Regions from separate parts of the Homo sapiens genome. Here region 1 is linked to region 2. A link is an interaction called in ENCODE POLR2A ChIA-PET data of the cell type or tissue named here. Cell type or tissue: GM12878. All regions are shown on one strand.

What was found. ChIA-PET counts read pairs that join two places held together with the same protein. Peaks named below come from ENCODE experiments on the same cell type or tissue, not always from the same donor. Only the 100,000 strongest peaks of a DNase experiment are listed, where the experiment ranks them.
Region 1: POLR2A ChIA-PET joins it to region 2 with 7 read pairs; 2 of 35 experiments call an interaction of 5 or more read pairs at or near these places.

The regions. Positions count from the first base shown.
Region 1 is chr3:152,271,507-152,274,006 of GRCh38, forward strand. The region is part of intron 1 of MBNL1 (muscleblind like splicing regulator 1); the gene reads left to right. Among named protein-coding and RNA genes, the nearest start is that of MBNL1-AS1, 3.1 kb to the left of the region's middle. In GM12878, no CTCF peak of the experiment used is centred here; no DNase peak of the experiment used is centred here; H3K4me3 peaks cover 2,253 bases; H3K27ac peaks cover 2,500 bases.
Region 2 is chr3:152,517,914-152,520,413 of GRCh38, forward strand. No RefSeq gene overlaps it. Among named protein-coding and RNA genes, the nearest start is that of MBNL1-AS1, 250 kb to the left of the region's middle. In GM12878, no CTCF peak of the experiment used is centred here; no DNase peak of the experiment used is centred here.

The DNA of each region.
Region 1 (2,500 bases), 250 kb before region 2:
TCTTGCTGCACCTTCTGGCTTTCTGCTTGGTGATAGATGTGCGGATTAGAGAACATCTCAGGTCTTGGTTAGGAGAAGCTGAAAAGAATAGGTGATTGGGTTTTTAAAATTCTGTATGCAAAGGCATTAGGGTGGGTAGTAGATATGAGAGTCAAAAGAGTGGAGGAAAGAAGTGAAATAGGTTCACGAAGTGATTGGCCCAAAATAAAATCCCATCAACCATATGGATCATAGAGAATGTGACATAGAAAGATTTTAAAGTGTATGGTTTTTTTAGGCCAAAAAGCTTCATATGTTTGGAAATCTAGAATGTGCTGTCCAGTACAGTAGCCACATGTGGCTGTTGAGCACTTGAAATGTGTCTTGTCCAGATTGAGAAGTGTAAAATACTACCGGTTTTGAAAACTTTATATGAGGGGAAGAAAGTAAAACATCTGATTAATATTTTTATATTTATGATATGTTTTAATGATAATTTTTGATATATTGGTTCTAATAGAAGATCTTACTAGATTAACTTCACCTGTTTCTTTTCTCTCTCTCTCTCTCTCTCTCTCTCTCTCTTTCATGGTGTCTAGAAAATATAACAAATGTGGCTAACATCGTATTTATTTTGGACAGTGTTGTTCTAGGATAAAGCAGGAAAACAATATTCTGGGAGAAAGCTTAAAGATTTTGCTGGTCAAAACAATAAAATTGGCTTATTTTATTATACATAGAAATACCTCGTCTTTCTTATCCATTGTAACCAAAATTTGAGAAAACACACCACCTAACATCTATTTTTATTTCCTCAAAGCTGCTATTTAGTTTAGAGATTTGATGGTGAGGTAGTAATAATAGAGAAAAACTTATAATTAGAGAATGAGTCTTAACACCTCTCAAAGGCCAAAATAGAGTATGATTGTTACTTAGGAACATTTTAGAGACACTGTAGTTATCATTGTCCTGAAGTTACCAAACATAAACGAGTCACTAAAATTATTTTAAAATAGAGATTTTAGTAAATAGCAATTATCTTCAAATACTTAATATGTGTTTTCTTTTGCTAGAACTTTCTTTAGAAAGTTAAAAAAAAAAACCCATATCCAAAGTCCTGAGCAAATGTTAATAAAAGATTGCTGCATTCATAAGAATGAAAGATTTTTACCTGCAGATAGGAGGGTATTGTTTTGAATATTAGCAAAGGTGAAAATGTGTTTCTAACGTAACATTATGGGCTCTGAAGAATTTCTATACATGGAGACACTGTCTTTATAATTTGAACACATTCTTGAGAAGGCATCTGACTGGTAAACAAAGCACAATGGCATAGGTCCTGGAAACATTCCTTTCAGATATTTTCATAACTGAAGTACATTTTGCCATTCACAGTGAGTGTTAAGCTGAAAAAAATGTGGTTCTTTTCTAGCCATATAAAGTATGCTTACTATTATTTTCTCGAAGGATGCCAAAAAATGTAAAATGGATGTTGTGGATTCTTCGTGGGGAGGTTAGCTAGTTTGTATATAGAGCCTCAAGAAGAGTTGCCTCAGCTTGGTGCCATCTTGAGTCTGTCTTCCACTAGATGAGGCATAGCTTCCATTAGTGTCAGTGCGTGTGTGGAGGGTGAGGGGAAGAATGATCCCCATTAACTTTGTATATTGTTTCTGATGAGTCATGGAGCATATTCACTAATGGTTGGAGAATTATTGATTGCAAGGCAGAGGATTCAAGAAGAGCTATTGGCATATGGCATTAACTGTCTCTAGACATATTTTTTATTTTTAAATTTGAGGTAGAGAAATCGGTTTTTACGTAGTGTTTTTCATATTATAAAAAATAAACGTTTATATAAGCATTACAGATACATCCTTGAGGAAAAAAATAGTAAATACATGGTTATAGTTTTCTACATATTACCAGTTTTTTTCATAACAGATCCAGAACATCTCTTTCAGATAATCGTTCATGTTTTTAGAGAGGCATCTCATCATATGTGCCTGTGAAATCTGTAAAAATATGTGTAACACACATCTTGAAATATTTGTGTTAGGAGAATTAAGTCTTACACATTTGGTTCTTTTTCTACTGTTTTTGATTATGTTCTCTAGGTTACTATGATTATCTTTTGTTAAAACAGTTCAGGAAATATTAATCTCAAAACGAAATGTAGCCATATTGGACAGAGTAGAGAATTGCTTTTCCACAGAGACCAGTTATTCCAAAAAGGTGAAGATGTTTCTGAAATAATATCATGCTCATATGCTCCAAAAGAAAAACCATCATCTCTTTTGACATTCTTTTAGGAAACTGAGAGATGTATGTTTTATATACCAAAAGAGGTGAATAATAGTTGATAAAGGTATGCAAAATACATACTCCTGTGAAGTGTGAACATACAATTTGTATGTAACGCATGCATGAGCATATAACTTTCCCCAAGACAATGCCAATTTATTCAAATCACCTGAATGTTAAATAATATCATACTATTAAGAAGAATTGTGGTAAATATGAA
Region 2 (2,500 bases):
CTGGAGAGTGGTCATCTTCCTGGGGGACAAAAGAAGACAGAGAATACAGAGAATGGATCTGGGCAACAAATGAAAAATAATGAGTGCAGGATATCAGGATGGCAATTTGCATCCTGGATGTGTGTGTATGTCCACAAATATAGGTATGTGCTATGCCAATTGGTTATATTGGGACCAACGTTTACTTCTTCACAGTAGGCTAGGACAATTCGCTCACATTCTGCCACTGCCAGCACCAAACTCAAATGTTTACACATTTGATTGCTTTAAAGCAATTACCCAAGTAAGTATATTTTTTAGCCATTCAAACAGCCTACTTTGTATACTCCATGAAACTACACCAAATATCTACCAGTCAAAGATGAAATAAACCCTGGAGTTACGAAAGATGCCAAATCCCTGCTCCTCCTGGCAACTCTGTGACAGAGATTCTCCTCCTTGCTGCTGAATGACATCACCCTGACATGTAAGCCTCCTCTCTCATTCCCCTCTAGCTGAGGGTTCCCTTGTCCCCTTGACCTCCACCTCTCTGGGTAGTGGCCCCATCCAGTTGTTTCTGGCAAGTCTGCTGCCACCAAAAACTTCCCCTCTCTTACAACCTGTCAAAGTATTAATACAACTCAGTAAAGGCCCTTATATACTACTGCCACCTCGTGCTCATGTTTTTTTCTTGATCAGTCGTCAAATCCTCTATCTTATAACTGCTCAATTCAATTGATATAAGTGAGTAGCTAGTATTCAGATAGCTTTTCATAAATTATTCAATTTAGTTCTTAAGATAAGCCTGTAGATTAAGTTCTATTATTCCTACTCAAAAGCTAATTGGCTTATCCAAGGTCTGAAGGCCAAATCCAAACCCTTCCTCCATACCATATGTAAGACTCTTATTCAATCCCCCGAACCCTCTCATTTTCCCTATCCATCCATTGTTGTCTAGTGCACAATATTTACTATACTTTACAATATAATATCGGAAAGGGGGGCATTAGAGTGCTATTCTCAGAAGTTCATCCGATGGCCAGAGGTTAGCAGATTCATGAAAAAAAAAAAAAAAAAAAAAAAAAAAAAGCAACCTAAAGACTTTTTGGATCTTCTGTTTTTAGTAAAGTTATATAACTAACTTTTTGAAAAATCTCCCACTCTAAAACTTTTTATGTATGTTGGGTAAAATATGATCACCTTATTTTCAAATGCAAAGCTTGATTCATAAGATGTAGAAGGACATTCCCACAGAATGAGAAACAAAGTAGGCTATCATAACACCTGACATCATCTCTGATGAGTATATCTTCAAATCTCTATGTCCCAATGCCTTGGCTTTTTGCAGCTCCACATAGGACAGGAAATGAGGTCTTAGTACACTCAAAAACGGAGATTTTGAGCAGGGGATCCATATACACCTGAGAGCCATAAAAGGCCACATTCTCAAAGAATAATAGACTTGTAAAATCTGCTCCCCAGCAAAGAGAAATAATAAGGAAATCAATCACTCTTGGTGTAGCCTCTGGGTTAAAAGTAATCTTGGGGGTTGGGATTCATCTTTCACTTATCTGTAATGTCTGATAAACCCCAAACCAGACAATTGACTTTATGTGGTTCTAGACTGATAGAAACTCAGAACACCTGGTAGAAACCAAAGCAAATACTCTCTAAAGAGATGCCCAGTCATCAGAGACCTCATTGAATTCCCACTGATGAAGCTAGTCATTTAAGTAAATTCACAATCCAAATTACAAAGCATAGAAGGCATAAGGCCACAATGAGAAAGAGCCAGTAAAACCAAGAAAAATCCAAATTTGACCCTCAAGGGCTTTGGCTATTCAAATTATTGAATGTAGAATGACAAGCACACAAACATATAACCACAATTATTGAATAAAAACTAATATAATGTGGTTTTAAGATTCTCAGAATGTTTGATGAGCATAGCATTGCATTTCTTGATTTGTTACAGAATGGATAAGGAGATTTTGTGATTCAGTCGTCTGGTGACTAATTGGAATTTGCTTTTTTAAACACATAAGGGAGGGGTGAAAATGGAAAATGTTTATAAAACAAATGAAAGTCCTCTTTGAAACTAAAATTATAATAGTAACCCTTAGAAAAGAATTTAGTAATTTGAGAAATAGCATCCTTAAACTTGGTCTCATGGCTTAACTAGTATTATTTTCTCTGTCTGTAAAATGAAAATTTTAGACCAGTCTATGGGTGAGAGATAAAATGCTTTTTCTCCTCTCTTATATTTCATTTTGCAGGCTTGAAAAAAAGAAGGTTCTGCTATTTTTGAGAACTCCACTATTTTTCATAGTGGTAAGCTGATAAGTTTCTAATTAAAAACAAACCTAGATCTATCATGTTAATATAGAATCATTTCCCAGGTACATTGTTAAGTGAAAAAAACTGAAGATACAGAGCAGTGTCTAAATGTCTTATTTGTGTAAAAAACATACATATTATACTTATTTATATTTGAATAGACTATTCTTGCAGGAATATGCAA